Linked DNA regions of Homo sapiens: all the other regions are linked to region 1. A link is a loop called in an ENCODE intact Hi-C map of the cell type or tissue named here. Cell type or tissue: ascending aorta. All regions are shown on one strand.

Evidence for each region. Hi-C counts contacts between places; a loop is a spot of excess contacts. Peaks named below come from ENCODE experiments on the same cell type or tissue, not always from the same donor. Only the 100,000 strongest peaks of a DNase experiment are listed, where the experiment ranks them.
Region 2: a loop joins it to region 1, with 4 times the contacts of the local background. A loop is called at or near these places in 18 of 110 quality-filtered maps.
Region 3: it touches region 1 in a loop (4-fold over the local background); 13 of 110 quality-filtered maps call a loop at or near these places.

What each region holds. Positions count from the first base shown.
Region 1 is chr2:64,326,471-64,334,470 of GRCh38, reverse strand. LOC105374769 (a long non-coding RNA gene) reads left to right here and starts at 1,692. Exons shown (of 3, transcript NR_187908.1): 1 at 1,692-1,838; 2 at 2,252-2,446; 3 at 3,804-3,990. RefSeq lists enhancers at 6,433-6,592, 7,932-8,000. In ascending aorta, CTCF peaks have their summits at 3,428 (motif pointing left), 4,343, 4,552 and 6,353 (motif pointing right); DNase peaks (open chromatin) are centred at 3,440, 3,871, 4,397 and 6,345; H3K4me3 peaks cover 1,923 bases; H3K27ac peaks cover 5,574 bases.
Region 2 is chr2:64,398,760-64,406,759 of GRCh38, reverse strand. The region is part of intron 1 of LGALSL-DT (LGALSL divergent transcript); the gene reads left to right. Among named protein-coding and RNA genes, the nearest start is that of LGALSL, 51 kb to the left of the region's middle. RefSeq lists an enhancer at 2,068-2,577. In ascending aorta, a CTCF peak has its summit at 3,721; DNase peaks (open chromatin) are centred at 1,039, 1,829, 2,439 and 3,729; H3K4me3 peaks cover 959 bases; H3K27ac peaks cover 3,078 bases.
Region 3 is chr2:64,450,003-64,458,002 of GRCh38, reverse strand. LGALSL (galectin like) reads right to left here and starts at 3,841. Exons shown (of 5, transcript NM_014181.3): 1 at 3,422-3,841; 2 at 2,588-2,659; 3 at 2,326-2,414; 4 at 1,538-1,715. The coding sequence starts at 3,457. LGALSL-DT (LGALSL divergent transcript) reads left to right here and starts at 3,125. Exons shown (of 3, transcript XR_002959392.2): 1 at 3,125-3,478. RefSeq lists silencers at 3,195-3,494, 3,585-3,654, 3,665-4,084. In ascending aorta, no CTCF peak of the experiment used is centred here; DNase peaks (open chromatin) are centred at 3,122, 3,392, 3,952, 4,722 and 1 weaker place; H3K4me3 peaks cover 3,361 bases; H3K27ac peaks cover 4,080 bases.

The DNA of each region.
Region 1 (8,000 bases):
TTGTATTCTGGCCTAAGGAGTTTGCATTTTGCATGTCCTGAGGACAATAAGGAGTAACAGGATCCATTTTGTTAAAAAACAAAATTCTGGAAACAAGAAAAGAATGGACAGAAGAGGCTTGGGTGGGCAGGGAAAGAAGAGGGAGATCTAAACTCTGACTTTTTTTTTATCTTCCCCAAATTCCTACCTAAGGGGCCTCGGGAGTCACACCCTACAAACCATACAGTCTCATCAGAGGGTTTTTTGTTTGTTTGTTTTTGTTTTTTTGAGACAGAGTCTCGCTCTGTTGCCCAGGCTGGAGTGCAGTTCTGTGATCTTGGCTCACTGCAACCTCCACCTCCCAGGTTCCAGCGATTCTGTGCCTCAGCCTCCCAAGTAACTGGGATTACAGGTGTGTGCCACCACACCTGGCTAATTTTTGTATTTTTAGTAGAGACAGGGTTTCACCATGTTGGCCAGGCTGGTCTGGAACCCCTGACCTCAAGTGATCCACCCACCTCAGCCTCCCAAAGTGCTGAGATTACAGGCGTGAGCCACCGTGCACTGCGTAGAAGGATTTTTATTTAACCCCCCTATATAAGGTGGTCTGCTTTCCAACCTGGCTCTGGCATAACATCACATAACAAATAAGGAAGGAAATATAAATATTTAAACCCCAAATATATTTTCTTGCCATATCTTGAAATTGCCTGGCAAGGTTGTCTCTTGTGGGAAAAATCTATGGAGAATCTATAGAGATTCTATGGAGATTTCCCTTCCCCTCCCCTCCTTTTTCCTCTTTCTTTCCAGACCCAGGAGATACTCAACTAAGAGCCAGGTAACCTTTTAAGTGGGATAAGAAACATTTTACAACCTGCTCTCTCTGAAGTCTGCTGAAAGCTTCTTCAGAACAATAAAACTTGGTCACCACCATCCTTTATCTTAACCTAAACATTTCCTTTCTATTGGTCCCAGGTCTTTAGATAAACTCAACCAATTGTCAACCAGAAAACTTTAAAATCTACCTATAAGCTGGAAGCCCCCACCTCTCCCCCACCTACAAGTTGTCCCACCTTTCTGGAGCAAACCAATGTATTTCTTAACTGTATTTGATTGAAGTCTCACGTCTCCCTAAAATGTATAAAACCAAGCTGTGCCCTGACCACCTTGGGCACATGTTCTCAGGCCCTCCTGAGGGCTGTGTCATGGGCCATGGTCACTCATATTTGGCTCAGAATAAATCTTTGCAAATATTTTACAGAGTTTGGCTCTTTCTGTCAACAAGGAGTATTAGAGGGTACCTCTTGGAAGAGAACCTGGGTGCTGGGGGACAGGGGTGGGAAGGAGACCTATTTTTTACTATAAATCCTTTTGTTGGATTTCTACATGTATGTTCATTTCCTATAAAACGATAATTGTGTTTATTTTTAAAAGAAAAGCTCTTCAAGCAAATATGAGGGAAGAGAAGTACTTTCCCAAAGTGTGGTGGAAGGGAAGGGGGAGAGTTTGTGATGGGGTGGGGGTGATGGGCCTGAACTTCATCCAAGCCTCTGAGGACCCGAGGAGCAGAAACTTGTGGGGATGTGAGCTAGAAGGTGAAGCCCACCGGTTCCTAGGTGACCTCTCTCTGACTTCATGGGCCATGGAACAGGCTGTCTCCGTGGTAATCTCAACAATGCTCAAGGCAGTCAGTGCCTGGCAACTTTGGACTTAAGAGTATCCGGTAGGTGCAAAACATCAGCCAGGCACTTGGTGCCCAAAGCCTTTGATTACACCCCAGCTGGACATCTAGAGCCTGGACGTCAGCTTGGGGAAAACCACTTCTTATGCAGAAAGTAAAGCCCAGCAAAGGCCACCAGGTATTCCTAACAGGAATACACCTAACAGGGCCTTTCCTCCCCCTCTTCCCAGCCCCACCAACTCCTTCCCCACTCTTTGCCCTACAGGGAACCTCTGCACGGCCAAGCTAGGATATTGGGTTTCTGGACTCTTGCTAGAACTTCTCTGAGTCATTCATTTTCTTTTTATTTATATATACTGTGTTGCCTCAACTATATTGCACCATTTAGTCTCAGGTCTCTGGGAAAGAGAGGATCTCACAACAGAAACATTTTTCCAGAAAAACCCTGAGAGGGGGCTGGCCTCTTTGAGGGCTTAAATGTCTCTGCGACGTCACAGAGGCATGCCAATTTCTGTCTTAGTCCATTCGGACTGCTCTAACAAAAATAGCACAGACTGGGTGGCTTAAACAGCAGGCACTCTTTTCTCACAGTTCTAGAGGCTGGAAGTCCAAGATCAAAGTGCCAGCAACAGGCCTTGGGAGGGCCTGCCTCCTGGTTCATAGATGGCCATCGTCTCCCTATGTCTTCACACGGTGGAAGGGGCAAGGAAGGCTTCCCCACACACCTGCCCTTTACTCTGCGGAGCCCAGCTTCCTACTGCAGTAAACTCTCACATGGCCAAGAAGGTAAAGGTCTGCTCAGGGCATTCACCTCCTTTCAGTGGTTCTCCACATTCAGCCCAGATAGACTCAGCCAACAGGAAACCCATTAACCAAAAGCTTGTGTTCTGTTTGGCCTCTTACACATCAAAGGGAACATAACAGTGAAAATTATAATAAGCAACAATGATCATCATCATTTCCAAGAGACAACATCAGTGCCAGCAGTTCCAATGAGACCCTGGGGTGTCAGTCACTGTATCTGCAAACAGAAAATGCAACTCACCTGCCTCTCCAGGCATCAAGAGTGCTCATAACGCTTAGAAAACTGTAAATAGCTTATAACTGCCAGTTGCTGCTATTGTTCATAAGTGCTTTGGGGTCACAGCTCTCGAAATAATGAGAAGGTGTGCTCTCGGCAATGAAATTAAACAGGCATTTCAGGGCAACCTCAGCTCAGATCCCTGGAGAAAAAAAGAACCTACAGCTTACCTCCAGAGGGGCACTGAGGATCATGTTTCACCCTGAGAGGGGGCTGGCCATGGAAGGAAATGACCTGAGGTCGGGGTGGGCCTCCATTCTGCGGGAGAGGGCAGGGAAGATGCTTGGCTGCTCTCACAAAGGAGCTTCTAGGATCTGCCTCTTTTTTTTCCTCACCTCCTCCTAAGGGAAAAAGTTGTTTTCCTTCCTGCGCCTCAGGGCAGAGCAGAAGTTGAAATGGACTACTTGTTCCTAATATTATTTACAGTTCAGCAAAGGACTTGGGGTCTCCAGCCTCAGGTCTAGAAACTCCTTCCACAGCCACACCCTGAAAAGGACTAGGTTAGCAGCAAAGCTGGGGCTCCTGAGATAGTATGCGATCTTCTGGTGGCGCTTTAAGCTTGTGGTATAAACTGAGGTGGTCTCAGGTCTCTGGGAAAGAGAGGATCTCACAACAGAAACATTTTTCCAGAAAAGGGCGCAGCTTTAGAGTTGCCTTAATAACATGGGATCTAGCGCCACCTAGTGCCTGCTGCGGAGCTTGACATGGGTCTTGCTCTGATAAGGTGGTTTTGGTTTTTTTGGAAATTGGCTTTAACCAAGAGAGAGACCGAAATGGAGAAACACGTTTTCTGCACACAGGGCTGTCCTCATGCCCACGATGAGGGACTGAGAGTTTGGTGGAAGAAGCTGAAAAGCTACAATCTTAATGTGTCACGGACGGGGGTGTTGGGTGAGGGGATGGGGGAGTCTTTCTCTTGGAAGGAAGCTGGGGTGACTCACAAGTAATATTTAGAGTCTTAGTCCCAGAAGATTGGCTTGGATTTGTCTGCATGAATATTTTTGCTCACACTAGAAAAAAAATACTGGTGCTATTTTATGACTTCTATGCTTTTCAAACTAGTTTCTCAGAGCTCTCCCAGAGCCAGCATAGGGGCTGCTTACAAAAAGCCCTTGGAAGCTGCTTCACTGTGGAATCCACTCCCGCTCCTTGCTACTGCCTACAGGACAAGCAGCCCTCCTTTTTTGTCCTGCCACTGTCTGGCTGCCCTCTAACCCTCTACTAATTAAAGCCACCATTTGCTATTTGTTTAACGTGATTCATTTCAACCTCAGAACAGCCAAGGCAGTGGATATTGGTAATCTCAACTGATCTTTAGGGAGGTTACAGGACTTACTCAAGATCTTTCAGCTCATAAGCAGAAGTGGGATTTGAACCCAGAGTTATTGAGCTCCAAAAAATTTGTTCATTTCACTACAGTACTCCATCTGCACTGCTAGGGGTAGTGGCTATTGCAGAGGATGCTACAATGTCCAGGAGGTTCCAGGAGGTTCTTGAGGAGACAAAGAACCTCTGAACTAGAGGACTTCTAGCTTGGAGGACACTTCCTGCTCTGGGCCTGTCCCTGTGACTCCAAGGCCTGGCTCGATGCTTGGTGTAAACACCTCCCTCCTCACAGCATCTGCCCTCCCTCAACACAGACATTTCCTCAGCCTACACTTCTCCACCCTTGGAAACCACCCCAGAGGAATAATGAGAGCAAAGAGCAGGGCAGGGAGTTGGCAACTCTGTAGAATGCCAGGAGAATCGTGGATTTGTCTGACTTCTGGGCTTTGGCCTCATCTGGTGGAAAACTGTGAAAATTCCCTACTGGCTCCTCCCTTTCCTTCCCTCCAGGCCCCTCCACCATTCTCCACCAAATAGACACACCTCCAGAAGAAGGTTAAGTAAGGCTACTCTCTGGATGCCTCTGAAACAAAGTGGTTTGCTTAAATGTACAGATTCAGAAATAAAGTTTAAATGGGGCAGCAGGCTGCAGTGGGACCCACACCCTGACCTCCATAAATGGATAAATGTTCAGGCTGCTGGAAGACCATGGAGGTGGTTTGGGGGTATCCGAGGAGCACAGAATTAAGAGACTGGGACTTCAGTCCCCATTCTGTCACTCCTCAGCTCAGTAATTTTGGGCAAAGTCACTTAACTACTGTGAGCATCAGTTTCTTCACTCAGAGAATGAGGACAATGATTCTCTTACCTGTAAGCTAACAGATGAACAAGCGCTCGGTAAAGCCCTGTAAGGGTGTGAGGTACCATACAATGAAGGAACTATGGGCATGCAGGATTTAGCTGAGAGTGCCTTTACTCACTTCGTCCTTTCCCTACCTCTCCCTCTTCCCCAAAAGGAGTCTGTCTCCTATAAAAGGGGTCTTAATACAGACTCACACACACGCACACAGGGTCTTCAGTTCTTGTGGGCTTTTCATTTTTTTTTTCAGAGTTAAATCATCTTGGAAAACAGCTTTTCCAATAAAGACCCAGTGGCCAGGACTGCTGGATGCACTTTCTTTAAAGGTGGCGGGAAACGCAGAAGCAGGAAGGTCCAGGACGGCATCCATCCTGTGCAAGGAGAAGGTCCTAAAAGGCTATTTCCTCTGCTACCAACTAAGAAAGATGGACGTTTGTAGCTGGGCACGGAGGCTAATCATCCGTAATAGTCTGGCAGTGCTAATGCATTCAGGGGAGAGCAATTAATGCCTGTTGGGGAACATCAGGACAGAGCTTAGAGTCTTGCAGCCTCTGGCAAAACCAGTTTGAAAACCTCAGGCTCCATTTCTAGTTTAGGGTGTCTCCACCTGGCTTGGCAAACTCTGTGCCTCTGCAAGAGGGAAGAAATAGCTTCCTAAGTGAGGCTTGGGAGGAACAAAGGCCTCATTAGGATCAATCACTTATTCCAAGTACACATTCCCAAGAATCTCTATTGATGATCTCAGATACAAATGAAGTAGTAATTAAGGATGTAATGCAAATGATCTTCAGCTTAGTAACTCTCTGTAATTGAAATTTACTAAATTAAGTCTGAGATTTTTGAAACTAGGCCTTTAAAAAAAAATTCCCCGGTTATAATTACCCCTTCTCCTCCCTCCTACCCACCCTTCAGTAATGTAATTAGTTTAAAATAAGATCCGTGGTAGGGCTGATGATGCGCTGCCTACTGAAATGCTGGCCTCCTATCAGCAATCCCCAGGGAGTGAAGAGAACAGGGGCTCGCATCAGTCAGAAAGGCCACTGTCGTGTTACCAAATATAGGACAAGGAAACCGGACACAGAGCTTGTGATACCGACTGTGCTGGGCGGGAGAGATTTCTCAGCTCTCCCTTCTGTTTCTTTCCCCTCTGCCCACAGACCTGGGATAAGCTATGGACCATTCAGAGAAAGAAGGGAATAGACTGGAGTAGGAGAGGAATTGGAATGTTTAGGGGGTGCTGAGAAGGCCCCTGACAGGAGAGACAGAGGGCTTGGGCAGATCAGAAACCTGGCTGTTTTCTCAGAGGCCAGAGTGCTAAATCTCCATCAGTAATAGCCCTGCGACTCGTCCAAATCCTGTCCTCTGCCACCTGATAGGACCACCCCTGGCCTTAGCTCATTTCTCCTGATATGCCCCAGCAGAGGGCAATGCCCGCTAAGCTCAGCCTGCCCAGAACCCAAGAGGAGCCGTGTGGGCAGAGAAGGGGCCCCAGCAGGCGCTCCAGCCTCCCCGTTCTTTTCCCCAGTTTGGTTTTTGTCCCAAAGTGGGACAAAGAAAGAGGATTGAACATTGTCCTGGGTATGTTTGATCTTCTAGAAGAGCATATTGGCCTATTTCATTTAATTCAGATGAAAAGACCAGCTTGTCTTTGAGATCACACTCTAATTTCATCAGAGCTGTCATGTGAGAACAGAAGAGAAGCTACCCACAGCCTTCCTCCTTCCCTTCCCCACTCCTCCCCTCGCTCACCCCCACCCTCCCAGCCCACGGCTTCCTGAAACTGTTAGATCAACACAGAAACACCTGAAGCCCATTGACCCTCACAAGGCAAAAGCCAAAGGCTGCCAGGGCCATCTTAAGATGCCGCACGAGAACAGCAGCTCCCTGGCAGGCAGCACAGACCTGAAAGAAAATGCGTTCTCCCACTGGCCCCCAGCCTTTGAAAACTGCGTGTGCGCACGCGCCTGCTTTCTGTCATCCATTCACATCACCACTGTTAGAAACTTCCATAAATGCTCAACTGAAGCGCTTCTGTCAGAGACAAGCAGCAGAGTTGTTTCTGGAGAGCACAGCAGGTGTATGTTCCATTCGCAAATCAGATGGAAAACACAGACAATAGCAATCTTGTCTCTGAATAAGCCCTTGCTTAAAAGTTGCCCTTAGCTAATGTGGGCACGTTGACTGTTGGATCTTGGTGCCCAGTGTAGGGCCTGGCACGTGGTAGGTGCTTGATAAATATTAGCTGAGTGAATAAATGAATGACTCACTCTTCTTCAAAAACTTTCAGGAGCTTCTCAGTGGTATGGAAAAATGACATGATTCTAAAATCTGGTATTGGGGATCCTGCAATCAGATGCCTGCCTGCCTTGCCCGCCTGGTCCCATGTTGCCAGGCTGGAGTGCACTGGGCCGATCTCGGCTCACTGCAACCTCTGCCTCCCGGGTTCAAGCGATTCCCCTGCCTCAGCCTCCTGAGTAGCTGGGACTACAGGCACATGCCACCACACTTGGCTAATTTTTTGTATTTTAGTAGAGATGGGGTTTCACCACGTTAGCCAGGATGGTCGCGATCTCCTGACCTTGTGATCCGCCCGCCTCGGCTTCCCAAAGAGCTGGGATTACAGGCGTGAGCCACCACGCCTGGCCAAGACTCTGCCTTTCTAACAAGTTCCCAGACGATGCTGATGGTGCTGGCCCAGGACCACATCTTGCGCATATCACTCACCCTGCATCCCACCAGCTGGTCAAGGTCCTGCTCAGATGCTACCGTTTTTGTCAACAAAACTGGGCACACTAGCAAAAAATGCACCCCCTCCCCGCCCACTCACCTCACTGCTACACCCCTCTGTGCCTGCCAAGACACTTTGTATCTGAGCTATTTGGCTGTGTCTCCCTGACCTCAGGGGCCTAAAGTTCTCATGCCTTTCCCCGTACCCCACAGAATCTCATTTAGTGCAGCCGGGGACACGCTACCAGCTGGGGCAGATTCCGTTCCATTCACTGGGACCTTAAAGAACTTCAGACTCCTTGATGCAGCACTCAGCCCTGGGGGTCCAAAGATGCATGACGCCCAGA
Region 2 (8,000 bases), 72 kb before region 1:
TGTAGCTCCCAGATCTGATCATATCATGCCCAGCCTTAAAAGCCTTCCATAGTTCCTTCTTGCTTACTATAGGATAAAGTCCAAACTTTCCTTGGCATGGCCTCCATGCCCTCTGTCCTCTCCACCCTCCAGCACCAAGCTTCCCTCCAATCAGCCACCTCCCTTCCCCCACCCTCAGGCTCCCATCATGAGCACCACTCCCTGGCCTTCCCATGAACCCTGCCCTTTCCCAGCTCTCAGCTCTACAGAGGCTGCTCACTCTGACTGCACGCCTCCCCCACTTCTTCTCCATAGTTGCCTGCCTGCCTTGGAAAGTTCTATTCATTCATCTCAAATGAACGTTCACTGTCCCTTCTGAGCTAAGCTATGCCTTCTTGAAATGGCAGTGCCTAGCACAGTGCAACCTACCAAAAAATGCCAAGCGAATTCTCAAGGACCCAAGGCTGAGTCAGGAGTGCCCTCCTTCCCGGCTGCCCGCAGAGCTCCTGGCTCACTATCCCTCCACAAGAGCTCAGCCCAGGTGTGTGCTGTTCATGGCATGCCTGCCTCTCTCATGACAGCCCTCAAGGCACCACTCGTGTCTCTCTCCTCCAGAAGGGCATTTTCAGCACCCTGTGCAGGGCCTGACACATGGTTGCTACCTAGTGTATGTTTGAATGAATTATAGATCGCTAGCATGGGACAGATACGCTGGAAGCAGAGAAACTGAAAGCAAAATGTTGGAGGTATTGCCCAAGAAGCAATAATCAGGACCAGTGACAAAGCCTCCCCCACACGTGAGGACTAGTTCACTGAGGAAAATGAAATTTTTTTGCAATGACTTGAACATCACCACAGCTCTTGAGGAAGGCCAAGGTTGTTTGTTTTTGGGTCCTCCCCCGTTGCTGTGGATGATGTGTGGTTATGATGGTGCAGCCAAGACAGTGGCAGCAGGCATGGAGGCCAGCCTGAGGGAAACCTCCAGAATGCCCTGCCTCCCAAACCTGAGCAGAGCCCATCTGCTTCCCCTCTACACATCTGTTGCAGCAGGAAATCCAAAGCCATGTTTCTGATTTGCCACTTCTGTTAGCCATTAGACTCTTGGCTGGTTTCTGGTCTTCCTGACTGTCAGATCTGGCTTCGGGCCTGGTGACCCGGCATATCCCTTTAAGATTGCAACAGGGTCAACGGCTATTGTCATTGACTACTCTCTTTATTATCATATTTCCAAGGACTTCCTATTCCTTCTTCCCTTGTATGAAATTTCTAACATCCATCGGTACAAAACCCAGGAGGGCAGGTATTTTGGCCTGTTTTATCTACTGTCATAGCCCAATGGCTGTGATGAACAATAGCAGGTACAGTGGATGCCTTTGACGCAGGGCAGGCAAGCTCCAAAGTGGAGCTTAGCCCACTGGGTTCTTGGCTTTGCCCAGTGAAGAATTCAAGGGCAAGCTGGAGACAGAAGAAAACAGCTTTATTATTATTATCATTATTTTACTATTATTATTATTATTTGAGATGGAGTCTCGCTCTGTTGCCCAGGCTGGAGTGCAGTGGTGCAATCTCAGCTCACTGCAACCTCCGCCTCCCGGGTTCAAGAGGTGTTACAGTTCCATGACTGCTCCTGTAGAGCAGGACTACTGTGTAGGGAGAGAGTAGCCGTTCAGGGCCATTCTGCAGTCATATTTACACGCACTTTAATTGCATGCAGATAAAGGAACAGTTTATGCAGCAATTTCTAGGGAAGGGATAGTAACTTTTGGGTCATTGGGTCATTGCCATGGAAAAGGGTGGTAACGCCCACATGTTGCTATGGCAACGGTGAATTGACCCGGCACACTAGTGGGCGTGTCTGATTGAAAGCGGCTTTCTCTGGGGCCGTTTTAGCTAGTCCTCAATCTGGTCCCGTGTCCAAGTGTCCAAGCCATGCCTCTGGAGTTGAGTGCCACCTCCTACCTCACCTTGTTGAATAGAAAATGAATGAGTGACAGTATGAATGAATGGACACCTGTTAAAAGAGCCATCTATTACAGCTAAATGAATGAAGGGCATAGACAGTCCTTTGGTTGTTTTTCCAACTAGAAATCTCTCCCTGTGTTCTGTGATGGCCTAAGTCTGGCCCTGCTCAAGTGAGGGACTTCCTCGATGGGCTGGTCTCATTCTTGTGCCCTCCAGGACAGCAGGGCAGAGGGAGAGGGAAATGGGAGGGGCTGAGGGACAACGTGGCTCTTCTGGGAGCCTCTTTACCCTGTGAAATTTCCTCTGGCAGCTTTCCCCCTTGGCCTGCAGCCTGTGCCGGCCCCTGCCCCCAACTCATTGGCTTTGGTTACAGGGACAGGCCCAGAGTCAAGAACAATAAAGGGAGGAGGGGCCTGCTTCACAGGGTCAGGGGTCAGGGAGGGGGTTTGAAGGGTGAGGAGATTGGCTCTGTGTAGCATCCGGTTTCAAACAACTCTGTTTAGAAATAGAAGAGAAGCCCTCCGGAAAATGGAAGGGCTCTGGCAGGCCTCCCAGCTGGCCAAGGAACAGCAAGTTCCTGCCAATATGTGACGGAAGTGGGGGATTTGTGGGGAGGGAGGAGGGAAGAGGGCACTGGAGGGAGTAGACACAACCTAGCAACATTTTCCCTGCTAAAAACCTTGCTCTGAAGTAAACATGGAGGGTTCTTATTCTTCCTGGCTGTGTGCACTCGGGCCAGCCTACTTCCTGTGGGCGCAATTATTCCCAGGGGTGTGTGTTTTCGTTTTTAAAGACAGAGAATTATAAGCTATTCATGGTCACTGCCTGAGAATTCTTTGGAATAATGAGATAGAAAAATCATCTCTACTGTTCACATTTCTGAGGAAGAACAAGCCTTCTAGACTCTCTCCTAGGATGGGGCTGGGAAACTCACTTTTTCTCCTGCTAAGCTCCTTCTCAGTCCATTAGAGCCAGAGGGCCAATAGGGGCCTCTTCGTGCTTTGTAGGCTAGAGGGTGTAAAGAACCTAGATGTGCAGGAAATCTGCTCTGGCTGATCAGGCAGGTGAACTCGGGGAGGGAGAGCTCTAAGGGAGGACCAAATGAGACAGTGGAGATGGCGGCTCGGCTTCAGCTCACCCCTGCTGGAGCATTCTTAGTGATCACAAAACCCACACTACTGCCTCGCTGATACCATAATGTGCAACCATGCCTTTTACTTTACAAATTTCAGGCACTGGCCTTTGGAGATAACAAGGTTGTGAAGTGTCCCACTTCGGGAAGGAATGCTAACAATTGAGTTACCGCCTTGTTGCCACTGACCAGAGCATCAGGTGGTCCATTACTCAAGATAACCGTGGCAACCAGATATGCTGACCCTCATCCCCTACCCTCAGGTGCTTTGCCCAGCCCACCCTGTATACCTCATGCCCCATGTTAATTCCTGCGCTTTGCCTAATAAAAAAGCAGGGCTCTTTTGGGGGAGTAAGTCAGGGAATTCTCTCTCTGTCTCTGTCTCTGTCTCTCTCTCTCTCTCTCTCGCTGCCTCTTTTATGTCCAGGCATAAGCTCCAGTGAAGCCTTGTTTGGAAAAACTCTTTGGGCCTTGTGTGAATTTCTATTGCATTGAGAGCCCAAGAATCATGGTTGGTAATGTGAGGGGCCTTATTGAGGGGGGGCAAGTCATTCCACATTTTCCAAATGAGACCGAAGTGGATACACAGACTAACAATAACTGCAGTGACTCATTCTCCTTTCCAGAACCTCAACTCACAGCTGTCCCCAGTGGCTTTGTGGCATTTCACAACAGTTTTGACTTTAGAACCTCTCTCACCTTGGCCCCCACTCCAGAGCCAAAGGAACCCCCACATCTCAGGAAGTAGGTTATGAATCTGGGATACCCTGGAAGCCCAGATGCAAAACCCATATTAGGGAGGAGGAAATGGGGAAAATGAATGTTTTTTAAAGCCACCTTCTACACAAGCCTCCCCAAGAAGGGTGGATCATCTTTGCTGCTATAGGAACTCTTATTCATTGCTGGTGGAGGGTCCAAAGAGATAATGTTAAAGTATTGATTTGAGCTGAAGGAGTGAATTATGCTAATAATTAGATTATTAATCCTTTTACAAATCTAACACTATCCAATTATTTTAACAAAGATGAAGGAGAAACTAATGAGTGTTCCATAATATCAGTATTGGACAACGTAGCTTTAGAGCTTTATGGTCACAGAAAAGGAAAAAAAATTGAATTTGTATACATTTTAAGAGAAATGATAAGGCGATTAATAAATGACTTTGATCATAAATGTATATTATATCAGGATAAAGTTCTTTAGGGAAAGAGGAGTGGAAATACAAACTCAAGGAGAAAAAAGGAATAATGTAAAATTTCTGACTGTTAAAGAAGAGCTTGTTCGTGATTTTTTTTAAAAAAATGGAACATATTAAATTGCTAAAACATTCCAATTCTATTTTGATACATTTAAATAGTGGCTTATAGTTATTCCAAAATGTTTAACTGTTAAAATGTTAAAAGATTTCAAATTTACAGTAAAATGTAACATTTTTCAGCTATTTAAACTCAAAATGAGATTTAAAATACCAACACAAAAATTTTAAGGCATCCCTTCAGAGTAGAGGAGGAAAAAAAAACTGTCAAAGGGGATATATAATGTTCCAACATTATTTTAGGGGACATGCAATGCAAGCAAAATACTTGAAGACTCCTGAGCTGGACAGCATTTGTGTTCTTTTCAACTCTTTGGATTTTGTGGATGGGGTCTAAGAGGTTACTCTGGTGAGTGGGCACTGCAAAGAGCAGGACACCTATCTCCAAATGTAAAGGTTCACTTACAACCAAGTCTCCAAACAAAACAAAGTAGAAACAAGCCAACAAATAAAACCCACCATCTCCTTCTCTTATACACACACACACACACACACACACAGAGCAGACCCCCCAAGCCCCCCAGTAGTTGTTCCAGTATAGGCCGTTCATCAACCTGTGAAAACATGAGCTTCGTTAGCAACAGGGCATGGTCTGATCCCTGGGAAATCTCTGGAGCTGGGAGTGGCCTCAAAGAGGATCATTAAAGATCAAAAACCCCACTTGAAGTTGTTTGTTCTGCTGCAGTGTAAATCCTCTTGGCTGAGCAGCCCTTGACAGAGTCTGCTGCCTAAACAGAAGTCTTAGACGGGTGTTTGGTTTGTTTTCTGTGGAAATCAAGGCAAAGGTCTGAGTTCCACATCTGAGTGCAGACCCAGGACAGTGTACACGGGATGGCAAAGTGACTCAAACTGAAAGAACTCAGTGGAAGCAGAAACTAGGAGCCAGAGGTGAGAACATAAGCCTCCCCACCCCCAAATGGAGAATATGGAGACATCCTGGGGACAGTGGCCTTTCCAGGCACGTAGAGGGTTCATGAGCTTGCATTTTGTCATGCATGAGGAGCCCAGCTTGCTTATATTCAGCTCTGCGTGGATTCCTCGTGCTGTTGTCCTACTCCAGGTGTCAGGAATAGCTCAGCCCTTCCCAGAGGCAGCAAGAGAGCAAGAAGGACAGAGGAGACTGAGCTGGCAGGTCTCTAAATGACCTCAAGTCACCACAGCCACTGGTGCTGAAGGAAATGGGAAAATAGTCTCGTGACCCAGCGAGTGCTTCCCATGCAGGTGAGCGCTGACAGTGGGAGACAGGGGTGTATCATCCTGGCAAGAGAGCAGAGGGGAGAGGAGAGGACTCCTCATGCTGTGGGAGCTGGAATCCTGGCTTGGCTGCCCTGAGTCAGCCTTCAATAGCCAGAGCCAGACCTCCCCTTCCTAGCAGGGCCCTGCCCAGATCAGGTGGCCGGGAGGGGCTGTTGCTCAGCCCTAATCCTGGGATCAACCCCAGGAAGTGGTAGCAGGACCCAGGTGGCCTTGGACCATTTCAAAGACTGGCATCAGATGTTTATCAGCTAGTATTTGTACAAGGCCCAGGCTGAGGATGCATAAGAGACTGTGAAAAATGTCAGGAAAGCGAAAACAGCTTTCTGTAAATAGGGCTCAGACCCTGGGCAAGGTGCTATGTCTCCCCTTGGGGCTTTGGTGAAGGAAAACGCAAACATTAATCCAGAGTGAGAGAAAGAAACAGACACCACCTTGTAGGAAGATGGAGGACTGACTCCAGGAAACTCCAAGAGACGGGATGCAAAGAGAGGCAGGGTCTGTGTTTTACTTTTTCTTTGAATGTTCTGCAGTCTGTCATCTCTGGAGGCCTCAGAACCTGGTGTCACATTACAGGGTGAATGCCAGGGACAAGCTAAAGAGAGGTAAGAACCCACAGCAGTGTTAATGGCCACTGTGGGAGAATTCTGGAGATCTTACACTATAAGGGACAGGGAAACATTCATACATTTAATAAACATTAAATCTCTGATAAAAACCTATAAAACCAATCATTTTCAACTTGTATTTTAATGTAACTCACATGACCTTTACCTACATGACTCACCCCTATGCACATTGCGAGATTTGGCCACAACTGTCAAATTTGTTTGCAATTCCCAGCTCCCAAACCCTAACTTCACCTCTTCCTCTCTAGCTTAGGAGGAAAGAAAGAATGCATGTAAGTAAGAGCATTGTTATTATAGGGTGACCTTGAATTGCTCTAATTCATTAAAACGGTGAATTCTTTGCAAAATTGAGAGATGAAGTGAGGCTGCATCTCTTTTATGTGTCCTGTGAGTTTGGCTCTAGCCTCATCTCCCCTCTGGCAAGAATGGCTTTCTCTCTTTCCCAGGGTCATTTCCCTGTGATGAGCCCAAGAAGTCCAGGTTACCAGGATGCTTATGAGAAAGCCAAGGGTCAGTCCTTGTCTCCTGGGCTACTGGAACCATCTCAGATGCATGCCTGGAGGCTGTGGGGCTCCTCAGCCCCTGCCATGCCCAGGGGGTCCCAGACCGCTGCCAGAGGCAGAGGGACTGGGGCTTGGACAGCCAGGAAAGTCCTTCCACACACTGTAGCTGCAGTTGAAATTCCACAGCCCCATTTGAGCCCCAGAGCTTGTCCTGGTCACTCTCACCTCCTCTACACTCCTGATGCTGGGACTTCCTTTGCTGCTGATCATGGAGTTTGTGGCTAGCTCTGGTCACAGCTAGCAGCCATGGTATATATCCTACTGACAATTGTCCTTTCAGCACAAGACACGGCAATCCCTGCCTTCTTTCAATGCTATGCTCAGCTAAGGAGCTGCCACTCAAATGGAATGGCAGAGCCACTTACCCAGGGCATGATCTGCCTATGAGAGCATGTGGGGACTGATCTCATGCCTACCCCTCACAGACTGAGGACCACAGTCTCCTTCTTCCCCTACCTTCCATACCCCAAGCCCACACCCAGTTCCTAACCCAGAATGGGTGACATGTCTTTCAAGGAGGTAAGCTCCTCTGAGTTACCTTAGAAACAAAGTCCTTGGAAGCCACCTTGCAGACAAAGGGTTGTGACTTAATTTTTGAGAACTGCTGAACTTGAAGCTGGGCCCTCAGCAGAAATGTCTTCTCTGTCTCAAACCATGCCCATTTCTGAAACTACCCCCTATCTCTTTCACAGGGGACCCTGCTGCACCGGTAGCCATTCTCCCACATCAGCTGTGAATATCAGCTGTGGGTCGTGTTAGGGTTCTATTAGCTGCTGCAACAGATTGAATCCCAATTTCAATGACTTAACACATTGGAAGTCTATTTATCACTCAAATAAGATTCCAATGTCAGATTCCTAGTCAGTGAGGGTCTTTTGTCATGTGGTGATTGAGGGGCACAGGCTATTTCCCTTGTGTGGTTCTTTCATCCTATGGCCTAAAAGTTCTCCACCTCCAACTGGCAGATATGGAGAAGTCACAGCTCCTTCTCCTCCTCCACTTCCTCCTCCTCTTCCTCCTCCTCTTGCTCCTCCTCTTCTTTCTTCTTCAACTATTGTAAAATATACATAGCATAAAATGTCCCATTTTAACCATTTTAAGTGTACAGTTCAGTGGCATTAAGTACATTGACACTGTTTTGCAACTATCACCACCATCCATCTCCA
Region 3 (8,000 bases), 120 kb before region 1:
CATTCACCATGTAAGGAGGCTCCATATGTGATACTAGTCACATTTATTTTATATTACTAAATTTTATCACCAAGAAGGGCCTATTTCACTTCAGTTTTGCTGTTGGGAGCATTATATTCCTCCTGGCAGTCAGAAGCTGTGGTTACTCACATTCATGAGCTATGCATTAAGGTTCATCACTAAGAAACTATCCTAGCCAAGAGGAGCCCAAGGGGACATCACCATTCTAGAGAAGGGGATGAGGAGAGATAATGGGTCAAGGGTGCCTTCCAGAGACTATAACTAGAAGTGCAACTATCTCAATTCTACCACCAATGCAAAAATCATGGATTCTTATTTTCCCCAGAATGTAAGAAGAGAAGTGAAAGAATTACTTCTTCATGAGGCACTTGAAAATTTCTAGATGAAGGGTAACCAGTTAAGTGTAGTTGTGTTTTATTGGGCTCACATGTAACATGGAGCTTTTAACTGAGTTGTCATTATTGTGATGTAATGTTAAGGTGTAATGACAATTCATCACTAGGTCTGACCCCTTTTTAACACCATTACTACTTGCATTTCCCTTTATTTTTTTTTTTTTTGACAGAGCCTTGCTCTGTCACCCAGGCTGGAGTGCAGTGATGCACACATAGCTCACTGCAGCCTTGAATTCCTGGGCTCAAGCAATCCTCCCGTCTCAGCCTCCCAAGTAGCTAGGACTACAGGTGTGTGACACCATGGCAGGCTAATTTTTTTTTTTTTAAAGGCAGGGTTTTTGCTGTGTTTCCTAGGCTGGTCTTGAACTCCTTTGCTCAAGCAATCCTCTTGCCTCAGCCTCCCAAAGTGGTGGGATTATAGGCACAAGCCACTGTGCCACTACCTGCATCTCTTATTTGGCATTGCCTTTCATAGAGGAAGGGGCTGCTAATGCTGCTTGATTGGATGAAAAGTTTGGATTGTGCTTCCTGCCCAGAAGATAGTGGGGAGCAAATCTTTATTCATCCAGCCCCAAGGGAAGGAATTTGTCAGCCACACAGCCTGTAACCATGAAATAGACTGAGGCTAATTAATCCAGAGGGGGAAACAAGGACACGAACATGGCCTCATTAGCAAAGGGAACAAGAGAAAATGAAATGATCATCATCATATTCTTTAAAATGTCATACAAATAAAAGAGCTACTTATTAGCTCTCAACCTTATTAATATTAATATTTAATAAGTGGGTACTTAGTATTGATTAATCAATCAGATATTTGGGGGTAGGTATCTACTATATGTTGGGTACTACATAGAAAAGTTACTTATTCTTAACAATTTGGACATGTAAATATGGGTCTATTTAAATGTATGACCTGAATAGAACTAAGAAGATACTATGGCAAGTGTTAATTTATATCAGCAAACAGAGCTCTTTTGATCTTTTTTTTTCACCATTGGGTGACAAATTTCCTGGACATGCAGAAATTCTGGCTGCTTCAAGTGTTCTTGGCACACACTAGGTAAGTCGAACATTATCAGCCTGCCAGTGGCTGGAGCCGAGGCACTCGAGGTACTCACCCTGAATGGCTGGTCTGGAATGAATGGAAAGTAAGGGATTGCTGACTGTTCTTCACCCCTCTCCCCAGATATACAAGAATTTCTGAGTAGCTGCCGATCTGTGAACACAGCTTTGAGTTCGATTGCCACATCGGCAGGAGGGTCTTCTGAGTCCCCACAGGTCAAGCTGATTGCAAAGCTGAAAAGAAAATCATCCCACTGATTAAGGGTTGGATATAAAAACATTTCAAAATGACCCAAGTGCTTATATTTCTTCTTCCTCCTCTGGGTTTGTCCATTTTTAAGAGGCCACTACTCTTCAAGAGAGGTTAGATTATGGAGAAGTAAGTCAAACCAGCTTATTTTGTTACCTAAAGCAAGCTCTGGTGAAAACTTTGGTGTTGAAAATGACTAAAATTAGAGAATTCCACTTCGGAATTCTCAAAAACAGCCACAGAAATTGACCAGGGGAAATAATGTTAAGTTGGGTTCTTATTCATCTTGATAGTTCTTGCTCCTGGCACCATGTTTCAAAACCATTAAAAAAAAAAAAAAAAATCCTCTGGCCTCCCTAAGGGTCAAAGAGAAAATGTGGGCCTATATTTATAATCTCTGATATAAATAGCTGTCTGGAGAAATGATGGCTGGGATTCATACATATTCGTTTCATGGGAACATGGTACTTTCTTGGCACTGGCAACTAGCAACACTGTCCACAAGGAGAGGAAGAGGAGTGCTAAACCACAACAGAAGTGGGCAGGGCTCAGCCACAGCCTGATAGTTCTGTCCTGACAAAGACTCTGCCTTACCTCTCTGGGTTGAGGTCTACGATGCCCATCACTAACACCTTCTTGCCTGGTCTCATGCCACCTTTAATGTGCCCACAAAATGGAACTATCTGAAAAGGGTGGGAGAAGAAAAATGAATTTTACAGCCTGTTAGGGAAAAGCCAAGACCTCAGACCCTGAAGGCCTGACCCACTGGAAAATGCAATAAACAAATGAATAAAATTTTAAAAAGCAATGAGAAAGGAGGAAGGTACAGGCAGAGACACAGAGCAAAATCATTTACCAGTCGTGGGAAGTACACGTCCGCTTGAACTGGAGAGCTCAAAGAGTTGTTTAAATGGCCATCATCTAGTTTCTAAAAATAGAAGTACACAGATTGGCTTTCCATGGGCTCTTTTTTGGGGGGCTGGAGGAAGAACCCACACAGATGTGGTGGAATCCAGCAGCCTTCCACATGCACACAGTGTCTGCAGATGATGCCTCTTCACCGTCTCTTAGATAATCTCATCACCCCCGAACAAAACCCATCCTTTCCACCCGGTAGTTAAGCCTCTGAAGATCCGCAGACCCTTCAGATCCAGATCAAAATCAAGGTCGAGGTCCACCGAAGAGCCAGAGCCCCACGCCGGAGGAGGGCAGGCCCCTCTCCAACCGTAAACGCTTCTGGAAGCGCGGTGGGCCAGGCCTGTCCTTCGGGACGTGACTGAAGTGCAGCGGCCGTGCTCAACTTCTCTCGGGAGCCCCGGGCGCCGACCCATTTCCAAGGGGGAATCCCCGGTACGTCGGGGGCGGTGGCGGGGCGCGCGCCCCGGACACACTCACCCACGCGCACACCTGGCTGGCGGTTGCACGGCACAGAGGGGGCTGTCGGGCGTCCCTACCCGCCATCCTCCCCAAACTCCCTCCCCAGCCCAGAGCCCCGCAGCCCGGGAGCCTCTCCAGCCCCTAACACCGGCCGCGCGCAGCCAGCGGCTGCTAACAGGTACCGGGCGCCTTCCCACGCGCCGGGCGCCGGCCGGGCCTGCGGCTGCTCAGCACCCCAGCACTGCTGGAGCAGGCGGCGGCGGAGTGCGGGACGGCGGGGAGGGGCGCCTCGCGCGCGCCCTGCCACACTCACCACCACGGCATCGCTGTCGGCCACTGATCCCGCCATCTTCTTGCCCGGCGCGGCGGGGTACGTGGGACGCGGCGCGCGGGCGGGGATCCCGGGGCTGTCCTGCGCGGGGCGGGGGCGGGGGCGCGGGTCCGAGCTGGCGGCGGGCGCGCGCACACACGAGGGGGCGCGCGCGCGCGCGCCCGGGGCCCGGCGCCGACCTGGCAGGCAGAGCCTGGGAGGAGGGGAGGGGAGGGAGGCAGCGCGAGCTGGGAGGGCGAAGGTGCTTGCCGCGGCCCAGAACGGCCCCGGACCCGGGCCGACGGGGCTGCTTGCTGCCGCTGCCGCTGCCGCTGCCCGACCAAGAAAAGTGGCGAGGGCCGTGCCGCGTCGGCCCTGGGCAGCATTTAAAGGCCTCCGGGGCCCGGCTCGGGAACCGGGAACAGGGCGGGGACCCGGCGGGGCTGCCGCGGCTTGCTCAGCGGGCCCTGCCCCTCGGCCATTGGACGGTGGCGGAGGCCGGGGCGGGAGGGACGGGCCTGTCCGGGTCCGGGAGGGCGGGGGCCCTGTCGGCTCTCACCGGCCAGAGGGTGGGCAGGGCCGGGGCTGGAGAAGTGAGGGCCCGAGCCGGTCAGGTGACAGGTGCTCGTGCCACCCGCGCCCCTCCCTCCAGCCTCCTTCCTCCTGCCACGTCCTGGGCGCTGGTGGGGCGATGGGAGGCGAGGTCGAGGGAAGATTGGGTGCTGGGGGTGGTATTCCAGAGTGGGAGACTTGGCAGGATTTCTTTCAGAGAATTCCAACAAAATCGGGGGAAGGATTCATTCTGCTCTCTAGGGCAGAAAGAGAATGGAAGGTCTGAAGGCTTGCAGAAATAAATGTGTGACCTGAAAGAACGAAGCAGAGAGGACTCAAGGTAGGGACCTTTCTATCCCAGGAGGCTAGATACAGAAAGGTCGCTCTTCCCTGTGGAAGGACAGGCAGGTCTAGGGGTCCCTGGACTCTCTCGAGCAGGAGTCAAAGCCTTACCAAATCAAAGTGGGCGCAGTCACTGTCCTCAGAGAGCCTCCATTGAGCCCTGTTTTTAACAAGTCACTTGCCCAGTCTGGGGTAGTCAGCTTCTCACTGAAAATCTCCTCATACCCTTTGTGGAGTACTTCCCAGGGGATACACACCTCTTTTATTCAAGCCAGAAATTCCTTTATGGCATTTCCACACTAGGACGATTATGTAACTTCTCAGATAAAGCTGTATCAACATATCCTCTATTAGGTGACATCCTTGGCTGAAACATTCCATTGCATGAATCACCGGGGCGTTCTATGCTAATAAGCAGGGAGCATGTGTGACCTACTGCAGTCCCAGAGGGCCCCTCAGAGGCTCCTTTTTTTTTTTTTTTTTTTTTTTTTAAATTGAGACGGAGTCTCCCTCTGTGGCCCAGGCTGGAGTGCAGTGGCGCGATCTCAGCTCACTGCAACCTTCGCCGCCCGGGGAGGCTTCTTTCTTCTAGTCACTGCAATTGGCTGTGTGGCCTAGAACATCAATGTGGCTTTTGTGTCTTAGTTTTCCCTTTATGGACCAGAGCTAATGATGGTAATCTCAGTTGAGCAGGGAGAATTACCTGCACACGCCTGTAAGCCTCACTCATATCCTCTGGAAGTGGTTCTTGAACTAGATAGAGGCTAAAGCGCAGTACGCTTGTGGCTGCAGCACACTTTGTTTACCAGTCTTAGCTCAAAATCACACTTTATTACTTTAAAATGTTAGGCACTTATAGGAAATGATTGACATTTGAAAGCATACTTTAGTATGTATCAATTTCTGAGAGTCTGGTATAGAGAAGAAGCATTAAAGTGCAGTAGTTCTTTATCATTAACTGAGTGACACAATAAGGGTGACACTACATGTGATGGTGGTTAAAGAGCCGGTGTCTCGCGTTCAAATCCTGGCTCTACTATTCACTAGCTGTGTGATCTTGGAAAAATTACTAAACTTCTCTGTGCCTTAGTTTCTTCATCTGTGACTCAGAGATGACAATGATGATAATAATGCCTATCTCAGGTTATTGGGAAGATTAAGTAAATACCTTCCTTAAAACAGTATTGGGGACATAGTAAGCACTTATTATACCAAAATACTGAGTGCCTGCTGTATACCAGGCACTGGGGATCCAGCAGGCTACTTTTTTGCTGAGCTTACATTCTAGTGGGCAAAGGAAATCAATAAACAAAATATGTCGGGTGACAAAAGTGTTAGGAAAAAGTAATAAGGCCAGGTGCGGTGGCTCATGCCTATAATCCCAGCAATATAGGAGGCTGAGGCAAGAGGATCACTTGAGGCCAAGAGTTTGAGACAGGCCTGGGCAACACAGAGAGACTCTGTCTCTACAAAAATAAAAAAAAAAATTAGCTGGGTGTGGTGGTGTGCACCTGTAGTCCCAGCTACTTGGGAGGCTGAGGTGGGAGGATCACTTGAAGCCAGGAGGTCAAGGCTGCAGTGAGCTGTGATCTCACCACTCTACTGCAGCTTGGGTGACAGAGTGAGAACCTGTCTCAATAATAATAAAAATAATTAAAAAGCCAGTAGAGAGAGAGATAGGAGGTAGGGTGATGCTATTTATACAGGATGGTCAGGGAAGCCACCTCTGGTAAAGTGACATTTGAGAAGACCCCTGAAGGAGGGGGGTGAGTCATGTGGACATCTGGAGGAAGAGTTTGCTGGCACAGGGAACTGCAAGGGCAAAGTCCCCAAGTACTGGGGCTGGGGGCAGTGACTGAGGAGATGTGTAGCTAGAAATGGATAGCCCTTCTACACTGTGGTTGAGGATTGGCTTTTACATGGGGAAATAGGAAGATATTAAAAGTTTCTGAGCAAAGGAGGGACATAGTTTGCCTTCTATTGTAGATTCATCCACATGCTGCTGTATGGAGTGGCCTTTGGAGAGAGGGTGGATGATAGGAGGGAGGGTAAAAATGGGACCTAGGAGATTCCTATAGCATTCCAAACAAGACGTGATGGTGGCCTTGACATGGTGGAAGTGGTGAAGATGTGAGAAGCCCTGGGCCCTTGATAAGTCCCAGCTGTTATCCTGCAGCTTGGAGAGTTCATATGGTCTTCTGAGCCTCAGTTTCCTCACTTGCAGAATTAAGGGGCAGAACTCATTCATCATTCCCTCTTAGCTCTTAGAAAGCTCTGGTTCATGAAAAGCTGTGTAAATACTATCTAAATTGAAATGGGTTTGAGAGTAGGTGCTGCTGAATGAAAATAATCTTGGGTTGAATCTTTTGATAAGTGCTTTTGTAGGGCGAAGAATAACCCTTTGATTTGTTTTGTAAGTGGAGTTTAAGATATTTGGATTGCTGGAGATGAGTTTCTTACATTTTAGGAATGTAAAGAATAGGAAGGTACTAAACGTGCTCAGAATGTTTTATCATGGAAAATTGCCTTTTATTCCAAAAGTGCTTGATTCCTTCTCAGTCTATAGAATGGTTTATTTTGAATATGAAGAGCAGAGAGAAAGCCTGAATGAGTTTTTTTGCTGTAACTAAAAGTTGAGCAGGGTCAAACTATCTCTTATGGGGAAAAGCCATTAGCAAACTAATGAATTATAGAGCTTAAAAAATTCTTTTTTGAGTTGTATAGCAAAGAATAGGCAAAATTTGCTCCATGCTTTGATTATAGGTATTTGTGTGTAAAAACATTAACCAAATTGGGACCCATTTATGAAATGCAGTAGTTAAATTTCAAGATGAACCATGTTACCACTGGAAACTACTAAAAACGTTAAAGAAGTGGGGAAGGCAGTCAAACAGATTATTAGCTTTGAAAAAAAGTACAAACAAATCTTTGAAGATGGGCTTTGCTAAATGATTTTTCCAGAAGAAAATAGTAGATTACTTCCTTTTTACCTTAACATTTTATATGTTTTGTTCAAATGTATGCACATGGAATTTCTAATATTGGGAGGAAGAATAAATATTGATGACAATTCAGCAACTATTTTATCAGTATTGCTACATGCCGTGGTACTATGGAGATAGGTGAAAATGCATGAGTCTCATCCTCAGGAAACTTACCGTCTACTCTGGGACATAATGGCAGGATGTATTAGTGGGTAAGATAATAAAGGCCTCAGACCCACAGCCTGAGCACTGATGTGGGGAGATTCACTCCCATTTGGAGGATTAAGGCCACTTTCTGAAGGAGGTGGCATATCCCTAAGCATATGCATAGCAGCAACTGCTGCAGAACTACAACAACAAGTCTTCGAAGACCACACTGCAGCTCTGTTTGTGGCCTGAATTCTAATCCCACTCTTCTCTCTGGTGTGGCAACCAGCTGAACTGAACCCCTGCTCCCAGAGGCTGCCTTTCGTCTGTGCCTTGGTCCAGAGAGGCACGTGCCTCCATCCCTTCCACCATGCCTGCCATCTGAGGCCTCCTATGGGCCATGATCCCAAGGCCCAACTTGAACTTACAGACCACTCATTTTCTATCGGTGTGTATATACACATTTTCTAAAGCAGGGTTTCTCCTCACAGTAGTGACATTTTAGGCTAGGAAACCCTTTTTTGTGGGGGGCTGTCTGATGTGTTAGAAGACGTTGA